Regions from separate parts of the Homo sapiens genome. Here region 1 is linked to region 2. The links are chromatin loops, found by intact Hi-C in ENCODE. Cell type or tissue: PC-3. All regions are shown on one strand.

Evidence for each region. A loop is a pair of places that touch in the nucleus more often than their neighbours do. Peaks named below come from ENCODE experiments on the same cell type or tissue, not always from the same donor. Only the 100,000 strongest peaks of a DNase experiment are listed, where the experiment ranks them.
Region 1: a loop joins it to region 2, with 5 times the contacts of the local background. A loop is called at or near these places in 22 of 110 quality-filtered maps.

What each region holds. Positions count from the first base shown.
Region 1 is chrX:16,440,489-16,448,488 of GRCh38, forward strand. The region is part of intron 1 of LOC124905249 (a long non-coding RNA gene); the gene reads right to left. Among named protein-coding and RNA genes, the nearest start is that of MIR548AM, 180 kb to the right of the region's middle. RefSeq lists enhancers at 4,789-4,988, 6,058-6,583, 6,584-7,109. In PC-3, a CTCF peak has its summit at 4,881 (motif pointing left); a DNase peak (open chromatin) is centred at 4,103; H3K27ac peaks cover 2,325 bases.
Region 2 is chrX:16,118,476-16,126,475 of GRCh38, forward strand. It overlaps GRPR (gastrin releasing peptide receptor), which reads left to right and starts at 5,090. Exons shown (of 3, transcript NM_005314.3): 1 at 5,090-5,891. The coding sequence starts at 5,479. RefSeq lists enhancers at 1,334-1,473, 4,791-5,085. In PC-3, a CTCF peak has its summit at 4,900 (motif pointing right); a DNase peak (open chromatin) is centred at 4,976; H3K4me3 peaks cover 3,011 bases; H3K27ac peaks cover 1,316 bases.

The DNA of each region.
Region 1 (8,000 bases), 320 kb after region 2:
AACTAGGACACAATGGGGAGAAGTGTTTCATGAAGAAAAATGTGGACTAATTCATATGAGAATTATTTTAAAGGCATACTTGGAACTCTTGCTTGATTAAGTTTAAGAAATAGTAACATTGCCAAGGGCTGGCACAAGAAGAAGGAAGCAGACACTCTCCTACACAGCAGTGGCAATTTAAGCTGTGTCCAAATTTCTAGAAGGCAATTTGGCAAGATATATCAAAAGCTGTAATAACAGATGTCCCCATTGACCACAACTGCCACTTTTCTTGGAATTTATCTTAAGAAAATGAATGAAGGATGTAATAAAATTTTGCACAACATTGATTACTCTGTTGTTTAAAATTAGAGAAAATTAGAAACAATGAAAATGCCTAACAATAAAGAATTGCTTAAATCGCAGGGCCCTCCCTCTCCCACCCTCACTCCCTTCAGTCTATTCTCAGTGCAGTGGCCAGTGTTATCCAATTAACAAGCAATGACCTGATGGTCACATCACTCGTGTGCTCCAAAGCCTCCAATGGTTCCCCTCACTCAGGGTCAAAGCCAAATCTTTACCATGATCTAGCACCACATTTTGCATAGTATAGAGTTGCTATTTAAGTGGCTCTTCCCTACAAGGGTATGTGATCCAGGTAACCTGTGGTCTTCACCTTAGACACAGAAGAGTCTAGAATTTTAAGTAGCTCCCTCTGAAAGTATATTCCAGATGATATTAGCCCTGAGAGACACATAAATGTTTAGTATTTTCTACAAAATTCTGAGTAGATTTGAGATATTGAACAGAACGCTGTTTTTCCCTATGAAGTGACTATTGAGTTCTGTATCACTATCAAGTGACTATCATCCATCATCTAGACTACTGCAAAGCTGCCTACTCCATTTCCTGGCCAGCCATTCCCTGTCCTCTCCAATCTATTCACCACAGTGCATTGAAAGTAATCTCTTTTTTAAAAAGCGGTCATAATTTCCTCATGCTTAAAACCTATCAAAGCCTTCCCATTTCTCTACATATCAAGATCTAATTTACTGATGGTCAAGGTTCTAGAACATTGCTATGTAATGGAAATATATTGGGAGCCATGTATGTAATTTTAAATTTCATAGTAGCCATTTTTTATTTTAAAAAATAGAATTAATTTTAATACTGTATTTTATTTTAGTCAATATTTTCAAAATAGTATCATCTTAATATGTAATAATTCAAAAATTATTGATGAGATGCTTTACATTCAGTTTTTCATAGCAAGTCTTTAAAATCTGGTGTGCGTTTTACCCTTACAGCACAACTCAAATTGGACTAGCCACCTTTGACATGCTCCATAATCCATCATGTCATGTGGTTAGCAGCCACCATACTGGATAGTGCAATTCTACAAGGTCAGGACCATGCCTACCTCTTTAGCCTTCTAATAAGATTCATGCTATAGGTATATCTAACCACCAGGTTCTCCAAGTTGCCATTCTCTCTTTCCCAGTCCTTTATTCATGTTGAGTTTTTATACAACAAATAATTTGAAAGAAGAAAAATAAGCAAATTTTTAAATAGGCAAAAGATTTGAAAAAACATTTTACCAAAAATATATACAAATAGCTAATAAGCAGATGAAAAGATACTCAACAACATTAGGCATTAGGAAAATGCAAGTCAAAACCAAAATAAAATAGCATTTCACAACCACTAGAATAGTTATAATTTAAAAGACAAACAGTAACAAGTATAGATGAGGATGTGAAGAAACTGGAAATCCTCATACATTGCTACCAAGATTGTAAAATAGTACACTTATTTTGGAAAACAGTCTTGTAGTTTCTCAAAATGTCAGAGAGTCACCATATGACCCAACAATTCCACTCCTAAGTATCTACCTAAGGGAAATGAATGAAGATGTATGTTTATAGAAGACATATGTCTCTACAAGACTTGTAGAAGCAATCAAAATGTTCATCGATAAATAAACTGTGGTATATTCATACAACACAGTACCATTCAGCAATAAAAAGGGACAAAGCACTGATACATGCTACAACTTGGATGAATCTCAGAAACATTATGCTAGTAAAAGAAGCCAAACACAAAAGACCACTGGATGTTAGGTCAGTGGCCTGGACCCAGCTCCACTAATCACTACCTGTGTTACATTGGCCAGCTACTACACCATTCTAAGATACAACTTCTGCTTCTGCAAAAGTCAGTTTAATAACAAGTGCCGTTTCAAACTTAAACAGCCTTGCACATCAAGAGAGGCAGCATATAAGAACAAGCCTTAAATGGCTTTTCTCAAAAATATAGAGAATAACAAGTGTTGGTGAGGATATAGAGAAAGAGGATGCCTTTACATTGTTGGTGGAAATGTAAATTAGTATAGCCATCATGGAAAATGGTATGGAGGTTCCTCAAAAAACTAAAACTAGAACTACCATATGATCCAGTAATCCCACTTCTGGGTATATTGCCAAAAGAATTGAAATCAATATGTCAAACGGATATCTGCACTCCCATGTTTATTGCAGCACTGTCCACAATAGCCAAGATATGGAATCAACCTAAGTATCCATCAACAGACGAATGGATAATTACAATGTGGTATATATACACAATGGAATATTATTCAGCCATGAAAAGAAGGAAATTCTGTCATTTGCAACAACATGGATGAACTTGGAGGACATTATGCTAAGTGAAATAAGCCAGTGCAGAAAAATAAATACCATGTGATCTCATTTATATGTGGAATCCTAAAAAGTTAAACTCACGGAAGTAGAAAGTAGAATGATGGTTACCAGGGACCAGTGGTAGAGGAAAAGAGAGAATGGGGAGCTGTTGGTCAAAGGGTACAAAATTTCAGATAGACAGAAGGACTAAGTTTTGAGATCTATTGCACAGCAGGGTGACTATAGTCAATAATAATGTATATTTCAAAGTAAGAGTAAATTTCAAATGTCACACAACAAAAAATGATAAGTGAGGTGATGGATATGTTAATTCATCTTGATTATCTTGATTTAATTATCCCATATTGTATACATACATCAAAACATCACATTATACCCTATAAATATGTACAATTATGATTTATTAAAAATAATATGAATAAAAATAAAATAAGAACATACTCCTTAGTTAGAAATGCTCCATGGGTCCAGAGTTGCTAATCATTGCCTTCCTTTCTGGTTTTCCTTTGCACTTTGCTCCAATGTTTAATTTAGTCCATTGGGATCTGCAAATTATATCCCAGATGCTATAGGACAAGGAACTACTTGATCTCTTTCAATCCAACTGGAGAAATGTACACTGAGCAAAGTCTATATAAAGGGCTTCACTCGGCTAAGCACTTGATACCTTTATTCCCTGAGTATCTTGAATGACCTTTCTCCAAAGCTGATCATAGTAGCTTGATTTAAAATAAAATGTGTTATTTCTAAAGTTGGCACAAAATCTAAGGGATGACATTTGTTCTCTTCTTTATAGTTTTCCTGTATTTTTTTCAGCTTTTCACAAAGAACATGTATTACTATTATATGTAGTGGAAGGTGTTATTCAAAAAGAAAACACTTTAATGCTGATTCCATTTTAGACCAAACATATATTGCTAGTACTTTCAAAACACTTACTAAATCATAGACCCTATCATAAGAAATGTGTACCTATTAATCCCCTCAACAACTCCATGAGGTAGGTTCTATCATTATCCCTTTTCGAGAAAATAGAGACACAAAGATTAAGGAACCTACACAGAGTCACACAGCTAGTAAGTGATGGAGCTGGGATTTAAGTTCAAGCGCTTTGGTTTTCAAGTTCATGCTTTTAACTAGTATTCCAGGAGTGAAAAACGAACGTGACTGCTATTACTGTCTCGTATGGCTCTAAGGGTCCAATTACACAAGCAGCCTGCCTTGGGAGCAAATTATTGGTCTCTTAGGCTGTGGAGTCCTGAAGGCAAGAACTATGTCTCATCCATCTGTGTTTTCATTAGCTTTTGCTGCGTAACAGTCCACCCTAAGCTTAGTGACCTAAAAACTACAGCCAACTACGTGACTCGCAATTCTGTGGGTTGGCAATTTGGGCTGGGCCTTTCTTTTGCTGGTCTTCTGCTATACTGAGTTAAGCCGTGCCAGTTGGCTGCTGGTCAACTAGGTGTCTCAGCTTCTGGAAGTTGGCTGGCTGTCAGCTGAGGTAATAGGAGCCCCTGGGGTCACGGATCTCTCATCATTCAGCAGGCTAGCTTGGGCTTCCTCACACGACAGCAGCGGCAGGGTCCCAAGAGCCTCAAGAGTGGATATGCCCCAGTGAGCAAGAGCTTTCAGGTCTCTGCTTGCATCACATTTGCTATTGACCCATTGGCCAAAGCAAATCAAATGGCTATGCCCAGAGTCAATGTGGGAGGGGACTGCCCAAAGGCATGGATACAGACAGGTAAATAATTTGTGGCCATTTATGCAATCTACCAATATCCCCATAATCAAACACAGAACCTTATAAATAGTAGACATGAAATAAATACTTATTGAACTGAATGCTATCTCCCCTTCATGAAAAATCGAGATAAGACCAATAATCTCTTTCCTCTCTACACTAAGTACACCACATCAAGGAGACAGAAGAGGCTGGCTGACCCCTCCTCACAGAGGGTTACCTCACCCTGGGTGATGGAGCCCATCACTTGACAGTCACCTCATAACCATGGTCTTCTCAGCTCCTGGGGTGAGGGGTGCGTTCTTACTGGTGGCTGCTTCCCTAATGCTCTTAGGATGGCAGGACTTGCTCTTCTCAGTGGTTCCATCAAGCTCCCAAGGGGAGTCCCTTGGCCCCCTGCTTCTGCCAAGTCCTGCAGTGACACCTTTATGAAGCAGCTCAAATTAGCAGCCCTGCTCGCCCTCTAGTGGTTTCTTAAGGCTGTACAGCCCTTTGAAGAAAAGTGTTCGAGGCCTTCTACAACTGTACCAGAATAAATAATTGCGGGTGCTTTGGATCAGTGGTTTTCAACAGGGCGTGATATTTTCCTGCAGTGGACATTTGGCAGTGTCTGGAGACATTTTTGGATGTCACAGCTTAGGGGTGGAGGCTGGCATCTAGTGGGTAGAGGCCGGGGATGCTGCCAAACATCCTACATTGCACAGGACACTCCCATAACACAAAATTGTCCAGTCCAAAATGTCAATAGTGCCACAGTTGAAAGATCTTGCCTTATATTCAGAGTGAGCCCTCATTTGTTTTAAGGATGCACCCACAGGCCCACCCAAGGTTGTTCCATGGATGGATCACCCACTCTGGGAAGAGTCAATCTGTAGGAAACAACCCTAAAGTCTCAATGTGAAACTTAAATCTCAGGAACAATTCCTGGGGCATCCCATGATTCTCCAGGTTGGACAGACAAACTAAGCGCTAAACAGGAGCTTGGTTACAGGCAAGAACATCTTACTGTCTCTTTCCATTATCTATGCTCAATCCCATTGATTCAGAGAGCAATTTTCTCAGGAAAGAAAAGTGCTTTAAAGTTTTTATTGTAAGCCAACTAATAGCCCTAGGAAATAAAAATGTCTTCCAGTGGAGAATTGCACCGTGGGACTTCTGTGTGAACCATCAGAAACCTTTGATAAAATTTATATTAGTTGTGTAAACTAAAAAAAAAATTCTAAGCCCCCCAACCATCTGAAAGGACCCCTTCTCTCAGCCAAGGACATTCCAAAGAACCTGAAAAACTAGTTCAGGCAATGATGGGATGCCGGGGCTGGCGGGGTTGGGGGGCAGTGGGGGGCATAGTTGGACATGCCTCCTTATACCCGCCTTGCTTTGGAATTCAGGCACAACTGACCAGCATTCACATTACAATAGACATCTTAAGACTTTGTAGCAATAAGACACCGAATTCCAGCCTGACTCTATTATAGCATCACTTGACAGATAGCAGGCCCTGAAAGAAATTGAAGTATTTTACCCTAAAATATATTTTTTGACATATTTTGAAATGGCCCTGCAATGCTGTCTCTTGTGGGGAAAATCTACATTCTGGAAAGAATCCCTTTACTTTTCCAGGTCTTCGTCCTGATCCAGGAGAGAATTAACTAATAGTCTGGCACCTTTTTAAGTCTAATAAGAAATATTTACAATCTATTTTCTCTGAAGCCTGCTACCTAAAGGCTTCATCTGCATAATAAGAACCTTGGTCTCCACAACCCCTTATCTTAGCCCAGACACTCCCTCCCATAGATTCCAGGCCTTTAGAAGAAGTCTTTCAACCAATTGCCAATTGGAAAATCTTTGAATTCACCTCTGACCTAGAAGCCCCCACTTCCAGTTGTCCCACCTTTCCAGACCAAACCAATGTACACCTTACATGTACTGATTGATATCTTATGTCTCCCTAAAATGTATAAAACCAAGCTGTGGCCCAACCACCTTGGGCACATGTTCTCAGGACCTCCTGAGGCTGTGTCATGAGTACGTCCTTAACCTTCTCAAAATAAACTTCTTTTTTTTTTTTGAGACGGAGTCTCGCTCTGTCTCCCAGGCTGCAGTGCAATGGCGCGATCTCAGCTCACTGCAACCTCTGCCTCCCAGGTTCAAGTGATTCCCCTGTTTCACCCTCCCTAGTAGCTGGGATTAAGGCGTGTGCCATCACACCCGGCTAATTTTTTGTATTTTAGTAGAGACGGGGTTTCACCATGTTGCCCAGGTTGGTCTCAAACTCCTGAGGTCAAGCAATCCACCCACCTCAGCCTCCCAAAGTGCTAGGATTACAGGCGTGAGCCACCGCACCCGGCCCTCAAAATAAACTTCTACATTGATTGAGACTTGTCTCAGTTCCTTTTTGGTTTACAGTTGCAAGGAATAAATGACAGGCATCCGGTTTTAACAAAATAACACTTGTTCCATGCAGGAAGAGAATTTCTTAATGTCAGAGAAAGAACACCAAGAGCCGAGGGAAGGAAAGCTACACAGACACTGATTGCTGTGGCAAGTCCATGTAAAAAGCAACAGGAAATGAAAGCTTTCACTCTAAGCTTTTAGCAATGTTAATTAGAGGAGAGTGGCTGACATTTCCCTAGAATGGAACATAAACTAAAATTTACCTAGGAATTTTACTTCTGAAATTTTCTCAGAAGAATTCAACAGTAAAGGTGCTTCTTATTAGCTCTGGACTTTATTCCTTATCTACTATTTTCTTATACTCCCTTATGCTAGTAGCTAGGAAAATCCTCCTCACTCATTACTTCAAGATCCTCATTCAAGAATGAGGCAGGGAGGACAAGCAGGAAATGAAGCGTTCGTGGCTCCTGCTGCTCTTTGCTTTCTCCTCTTCTTACCAGATCCTGAGGCTTCCAAACACCCTGCTCTCCCTCTCCTCTCTTCTTCCTCCTGTTTTCTTCACTTCACCCTTGCTGGACCCCAGAACCCCTGAATGGCAGAAACCCCAGGCATGGCGTGGAGATATGGTCAGCCTTGGGGTTAAAGGTACATCGCTCCCTCCACGCCCCCCAGGGTTTGCTGTGTGGCTCAGATAGGACTTGGGAAAAGGCCTTCCTGCTCTGATCATTCTCCCAATGCAAGGCCAGCTCTGGGATTTGGACCCATCCAAGGAAGAGCCAAGAGTCTGTCCCCAGCCTCTTGCCTTATGAACCCACCTCCTATGTTGGCCCTGTCCTCTAATATCCTCTACACTGGCTGCTACCTGTGACTGCCTAGACTTCTCCAAGGCTTTCCAGACCTTGCCCATAGTAAGCCATGGAGCAGCAGTCAAGTAGCACCCAGGCTCAGGCCTTAGGGGAAGAGTTTCTCAAGAAAAGTTCCCCATTGGGTTCCTGATTGGGATTCCATCACTACTGGTTATTATTCCAGAGGCATCTTACTTCAGAGAGACTTTAAGGAACAATGAGGCTGGGCTCTCTGTTTAGGTCAGGAGCCACCTCTGGCTGAACTTAATTTCCAGGATGTCACAATAAGGTCAGAATCCCTGTGTCAAGTGGTAGCTATGGAGTGGAAAGAACAAAGACAGC
Region 2 (8,000 bases):
ATTTTAATAATAGAGGAAGCTACGTGAGGGGCATACAGGAACTCTTTGTACCGTCTTTGTGACTTTTCCATAAACTGAAAGACATTTCAAAATCTAACATTTAAAGAGGAATCCATGCCAGCAACATGTTTTCTTTTCAGACATCTGTTATTAGAGATGGAAATAATATAGGAATGTATTTCAGGGAGTCTAGGACTGTGCTGATCGAACCCTCTCAGGGGAGAGGAAGAAAAGGCTAGAAACAGATGGCTGAGGGTAGAGAAACAGTACCACTCTCATTTGCCTTCCATGCTCCTGGTGGTGCTAATGCATCAAGTTGTCCTGGGGCATAGGCAAGGGGAAAATGTTCCTGTACTTTATGAATGGAGAATCCATAGCACAGAACAGTTCAGTAACAAATAATGTTCATTGAATTTATTTTACTTGTCCAAGTTCACTGAGCAGATGCAGAAATGAAATATAAACGGTCTAATTTCCAGGTATATGGTGGCTGAGCAAGAAAGTTCAGTTCATTTACAATATTTTAAAAATACATATTTTGATCCAGATAAGAAACTTTGGTGTTGCAGAATGACAAATGAATTTCAGTGTGCACAACCTTTCTAGATTTGACCATACTTTCCTTCCCTCACACCCTGTATGACCACTCCAGGTTTAACTCAGGTTTATAGCACTTGCCTTTTCTGGTCTTCCTCTTCTGTTTTCTTTTGTCTTTGGGGTGGTTTTCTTTTCTTCCTCTTCTCCATCCATTCTACTTACCAGGTGTTACCTGTGGGTGCATAACAAATTACCATAAAACAATGGGTTAAAACAACAAACATTTATTAACTCATGGTCTCTGTGGATCAGGAATTTAACAGTGGCTTGGCTGGGTGATTCTGGCTCAGGGTCTTTCATGAAGCTGCAGTCAGAGAGTCAGCTGGGGCTGCAGTTATGTGAAGGCTTGACTGGGGATGGATGATCCATTTCCAAAATGACTGACTCACATAGCTCTGGACAGGAGGTTTCAGTTCCTCCCCATGTGGATCTGTCCATAAGGTCACTTGAGTATCCTCATGACATGGCTGCTGATTTCCTTCAGAGCAAGTGATCCAAGGAGAGAGTGCAAAGAGGAAGCTGCAATGTCCCTTATCATCTAGTCTTGGAAGTTACACACTATTCCTGCTGTGTCATTCTATTTGTTAGAAGCAAGTCACTAAGTAAAGCTCACACTTAAGGGGTGGAGGTGGGGGTTAAATTAATCTACATCTCTTGAAGCAAAGAGTACTGAGAACTGGCGAATATATTTTAACCACCACACCAGGTGTTCTCCTAGCCTCAGATGTGTCTGAGAATTTCGTCTTCCTCTTTAGGCTTTCTCTTGGCATCTACATTTACTTCTGCAGTTTCATGTGACTCAAAATGAAACCCAATTCATTTTTTCCTTCCAGAAGACTCCTCTCATCTTTCTTCTAAGTTTTTAAGCCCCATAAAAAGTCACAGAATGTTGAGAAAAGAAAAGGGAACTTGAAACGATCCCAGCATTACAGGATCTGGATAGAGTCATCTGCCTCTTTTGTTCCTGCTGCAGTACTAAAATTTGACATCTCTGATTCTTCTCAAGCAAGAGTTGCTGCAGTCTTTTGAGCAGCTTCTCCGTGGTGCTGTCACAAATCTAATATTGAAATCACGCTTAGTCTTCACTGACTTTTACCACATAATCTTCTTCTCAAAGCCTAACTTCACTTGATTCTCTGTGATTCTTTTACTGTACATTTAAACTATTTGGCATTCAGGGTTCTAGTTCTCAACCAGTCCTCTTAATTATTTACTTCTATGCTTTCAGACTTCACCTCTCATTTTCCATTGGCTTTCTTACATTCCCTTGTTCATCTAGCAAACTCAATATGCCTGAAGCCAAATTCAGCCTTTCCCTCCAGAAGCTTCCCTTTTGACCTTGCTCATAGCCAGTGGGAAGAGGCTTTGTCTCCACACTCTGTGGTCCCATTGAATCTACCTGTTCTCCTAAATTCTATCAAGTCACTGTTGCCCACCTCATGTTAGAGCCCCACAGAAAATCCAGTCTTTTGGAAAGATGAAAAAGGTGACTCTATTGACTGAAATAGAAACAGAAGTGACAACCCTGTCCCAACACATAAGAAAAGATGCTGAGTCATACTCCAATTCTATTCAGAAATTGGACTCCCTGGGGACAGAGATTTTATATTACATTTGTTCCATGTCATGTTCACATGTCAGAGGCATCTCATGTTCACCAGTAAATAAAAAGCTAAGCAAATGTCTGAATACGTTTGGTGTTTGGTGTTCCGGCTCTGCCGGAAGGTGACACATAATGGTAGGGATGGAAAGAGTCATTATAGTTAATTAGTTGAAATGACATAGAAATTATGGAATTAGCTTTTTTTTTTTTTTTTTTTTTTTTGAGAGGGAGTCTTGCTCTGTCGCACAGGCTGGAGTGCAGTGGCACGATCTCGGCTCACTGCAAGCTCTGCCTCCTGGGTTCACGCCATTCTCCTGCCTCAGCCTCCCAAGTAGCTGGGACTACAGGTGCCCATCACCACGCTTGGTTAATTTTTTGTATTTTTAGTACAGACGGGGTTTCACTGTGTTAGCCAGGATGGTCTCGATCTCCTGACCTCATGATCCACCCGCCTCGGCCTCCCAAAGTGCTGGGATTACATGCGTGAGCCACCGCACCTGGCCCGAATTAGCTTTTTAAAGCATCCTTGATCCCCGAAAATATTAGATGTCAAACCTCAACGCACCTTTACTCCTAAAATACCATTAGAAGAATCTATAGTGCTGTGGAACACATAATGCTAACACCAGCTATGAGAAATCAATATCTATCAGCATCCCCTTAACTTACATTGGAAGAAACACTAACCACCCAATTAGATTTAAGTAGTGAGGCTGACTCAGCACACAGGGGTGTCTAAAGAAATAAAGGGAAACAACATCCAGAAGTTCTCTTTGTGAACCAAAAATATGCCTTTTAGACCAAACTTCTTAGCAAGAATACAAGATCCATCACAATCTCACCCAAACCTGCTTCTAGCTGCATTTCACGCTGTTCTTTTTCCACCCCTGTCTTCCAATCTGGGTGACCCTCTGGATTTATAGATGTCCCTCTGCTCAATGTCATGCTCTTTCCTTTATGCCTTGATCCTAGGCACATATGATTTTCTTCATTCAAAAGACCTTGTCAACACTTAACCTTTAAAGATATCGTCTTTTCTGGAGAAAAGGTAGTTGCTTCACTCCAGAGAGGGGTTGGGGTCTAAAGAGCTGTGAGAGTACACATCTTCATGCTATTTTTCTCAGCCTCTTGCTCAGTGCCTGGCAACTGGTAGATGTTTGATAAATTTTTTTCAAGTAAATAAAGGAGTTGCTAATTCACTCGTATGAGTGCTTGCCTATTGATCTGAGGTCAATCACTCTTCTGAACTCATTGGGCTTTTCCAAAGTAAGCCTTTCCCCCTCAATCTAATAATGATAATAATAATAAGTGCTAATATTAATTGAGCACTTACTATGTGCCAAATACTATGCAATCTTAACATGAATCATTTCATCTAACTTCATAAGTTCTCCTCACCCTGCAGATGAGGAACCTGAAGCTTAAGACACTAAGTAACTTGCCATAATTATAAATGAGGGAGCCAGGATTGAAGCAGAGCCTGTGTACTGTATCATTAAGCTATATTGCTGGCAACTAATCAACACCACTGGGCTCATGGCTATTGGCTGGTTACTGGTGCTACTGATCTCTGCCGAGAAGCTCTTCCACCTCTAGCCATGCAGCATCAGTCTCCCTCCTGCTGGCAGAGAGGGGCGCTGAGCCTTTCATATTTACATAGAAAGCATGGCAGCAGCCTCAGTGTTGGAACCTGCCACTGGAAATGTCCATAACAACACAGTTGGGGGCTTTCTTTGTGGGCCCTGGCATGGTAAGTGCAAGTTTTGTTATTCCTTATGGGTTCTGAAAAATGAGACTTCACCTGTTAGTGACTGGCTTCACGTCATGTACCTGGAGGAGCTGGCTTCACATACGTCATAAAGATGCACTCTAATAATGTATTTAGAAGTTGTTGGCTAAAGGTCTAAGCCTGATTCTAATAGCACTTCCTCAATTAAGCTTTTTCTAGCACTCCTTCAACGATAACTTACTTCTTTTACCACCCACTCAATTCCTCAGTATTGTATCTATCACGCTTTTATAGTTCTTTATTTTCCACACAGGGCTATAAAGAGGATATTTGCTATAAAACATGGCAAACATTCAATTAAAAATGCAAATAGCTGCATCAAAATGCCGATTCATAAAATTTTTAGATCAGATGAGAAAAGACCCATTTTTCTGGAAAAGACTATTGATCATTGAGAGTTAAGAATACAGCTGGTTCCCAATTTAATTTCTCCCTGGTAAACAGAATAGGAATGGCTTGGCAAATCTACAGGAAAGAACATGTGTGCATTGTGCTTCTGGCTTTTCCAGATGTCAGTTGCTGAAGGTTTAAGGTGTGAGTCTGTGCATGTGTTTCTGAGGATCAGTCCCTGTTCAAAGAGGCAGTGGGAAGACTGAGTGGGATAACTCACACATGGACACCCTGTGCATCAGTGTGCGTTTAATTCAAAGACAGACCTCATTTGATAGCAATATTGACATGTCATTCTAATGAATTAGAAAAAATGAGAAAATGGGATGTAAATCCCCATCTGGATTCATGGGGATAGTATCAGAAAGATTTTCAGTGCCTTTGCAGAATGCTAGCAACATTTATTAAATACCTACCCTAGGTGCTATGTGCTTACATGAGAAGCCAAAGGTATCTGTTAAGCTAGGTAGGAACTGCAGTCGGCTGGTTGCTTCTCATCTGGAGAAAGCAGGCAACTGGGCAGTGATTGAAGTGTCCAGCAGGGGGCTGGCATTCTCTGTCTATAAGTAACACTGGTTCCTCTTCAGAGCCTCAGCTCAGCGGAGCTGCCGTTTGCTGGTGAAGCCCGTGACGTGCAAAGCATCCTGCCTATAGGATTTGAGGATTTCTCAGTGCAGTTTTTTTCTACCCACTTTAAACCTCCAGATTCTAAATATCAGGAAAGACGCTGTGGGAAAATAGCAGGCCAAAAGTTCTTAGTAAACTGCAGCCAGGGAGACTCAGACTAGAATGGAGGTAGAAAGAACTGATGCAGAGTGGGTTTAATTCTAAGCCTTTTTGTGGCTAAGTTTTGTTGTTGTTAACTTATTGAATTTAGAGTTGTATTGCACTGGTCATGTGAAAGCCAGAGCAGCACCAGTGTCAAAATAGTGACAGAGAGTTTTGAATACCATAGTTAGTATATATGTACTCAGAGTATTTTTATTAAAGAAGGCAAAGAGCCCGGCATAGATCTTATCTTCATCTTCACTCGGTTGCAAAATCAATAGTTAAGAAATAGCATCTAAGGGAACTTTTAGGTGGGAAAAAAAATCTAGAGATGGCTCTAAATGACTGTTTCCTTCTGAACTTGGAGGTGGACCATTTCATGCACTGCAACATCTCCAGTCACAGTGCGGATCTCCCCGTGAACGATGACTGGTCCCACCCGGGGATCCTCTATGTCATCCCTGCAGTTTATGGGGTTATCATTCTGATAGGCCTCATTGGCAACATCACTTTGATCAAGATCTTCTGTACAGTCAAGTCCATGCGAAACGTTCCAAACCTGTTCATTTCCAGTCTGGCTTTGGGAGACCTGCTCCTCCTAATAACGTGTGCTCCAGTGGATGCCAGCAGGTACCTGGCTGACAGATGGCTATTTGGCAGGATTGGCTGCAAACTGATCCCCTTTATACAGCTTACCTCTGTTGGGGTGTCTGTCTTCACACTCACGGCGCTCTCGGCAGACAGGTAAGTACAGGCTGAAAGTTACATGCTCTCCAAGGGTGATAGACGCCTGGGTAAATGAACTACCATGTCGGGACAGGGAGCTGATTGCACAAGGGAAGTTTTACTCAAACACGGATTCCCTTCCAGGCAGGTTTTTATTCTGGGTATGACTTCTTGAGTGTAACATATTGGTTTAAGAAAGAAAAGTGAATGATGGGGACAGAAGGAGACAGATGAGAAAAAAAAAATCTCTAAGCAGAAAACTGAGGTGCCTTTTTCTGGAGACATATCTATTTAGCATTGCCTTTTCCTAACTTCTCCCTCCTTGCAAAATTAATTGACCAGTGAGAAAGACAATCACACCCAATAGAGTTTAAACCTCAGGCAAATGTTTTTTAGGAGCAATTGAAACCCCTCAGAGAACAGGAAAGTTCCACTGGATTTCTTCAAAACGTTCTTTCAGAAATAACCAAGAGGAGAAAATAAGCCTCATTTCTCTGAAATTCATTTTCCTCAGACAGTTTAACTTTTCTCACAGCTGATTTTGAATTTGACTCTCTGTGATAGAACAATTGTATGCCGGTTTTCCTAAGTCTCTCTTAAATGAAATCAAACATTATTTGAGTTTTTAAAATTTTCTGGAGAAAGCTCTATTCAAGGTTGATTTCTAATTTTAATATCTTTATTGACAATACTTCATATACCATGCTTTTGGGGCTTATTGTGGGGAGGAAGAGGGAGTTCACTACAGTTTTTTATTCTGGGAAATATACATATTTGCAAACTGCATTTCTTGTGTGAGCACATTGCATAAAAGTTTACGTTTATTCAGTCTTAAAACTATATATTCATTCTTTGAACATTTATCAAGTGTCTAGCATGTAAGAAACACTTACCTGAATTAGCAAGTCAAGAAATAGCTGCAGGTTGTTCACATAAATTACTGAACATACTTTATGTACTTCTGTGTTCTGGAAATTGGACATAGTAATGAATAGACTTTCAGACACAGCATAGACCATATGGTCAAACCCAGAAAAACTGCTGCAATGAACCTAGACTATAAATTTTTCACTTATAATCAACTGTATGTTATGTGTTAAAGATACAGAAGGATTTGAGAGTGTTCTGGAAAAGACATAGATGCTGCTCTTGAAAGTTTATACTCCGAAGAAAATGTCCCACATTTTAATACATGTGGTGCTGGATTCTCATTTTGTAGAGGAACAAACAGTCCTCAGGTGATCTGGCTTTGTTGAGTAATGGACAAATAAAGATAGTGTTATCAGTATTTATAGACATGTGTTTATGCTTAGCTACCTGAAGCACACTGCCCAGCACACGACATTTTCAAAGTCTGAAAAGTAATAGCACAGAAGTAAGGTTTGCACATTGTACCGACTGGACAGAGTTTCTCCATTCCCTCCATTCCCCTTCGGCTTGCACATCCTCCCCTGCACATCTGCCCACAGATACCAATGACCACAGACAGTTTCATGTATTGATTCAGGGCTGGCAAACTCTGGAGCTGGCAGAAGGGCTGTGGCTTGTTACCAATGGCCGAGGGCTCTTCAGGATGAGGGTAATTTTCTTAATGGGAAGGAGAGATTTTGGTTTCCGGGTTGGTGAGTGCAGTGGTACAGATGGTGTTTACTCTCTTCTTAGGGAGAAAAACAGAAAGGAAAGTGAGGGCATGAACTGTAAAGATGCAGCTGCAGGGAACTCTTCTCTGGAGTTTCAAAGCAGACCAAGTTCACCATCAACAGAAAGGGAAAGCTCTTTCAAAAGCCAGGTTGCACTCCTTCGCGGCTCCAGTGTGTTCCCAGTAAGTTTATAGTTACTGCCTGTCCTTGCCAAGTTCAGAAATTACTAGAAGCTCCCATATAGCTAACTTTTTGTGTTTTGCTAAGTCTTTAAAAAGCTGATGGATCACCTGAATCACAGGTAGTGCATCTAACCAATTCCAATAGAAAGAATAGGTATTGAGCTAAATGATTAAGACTGTACTTTTTTTCTATTCATCTCATTTTTGAAAACAATGGGATTCTTCTATCTTATATCTCTGAGGTTGGCAGGGCAAATATATATTCTATATTATTTTTTCTTCTCAACAAGGTGTAATCCATATAC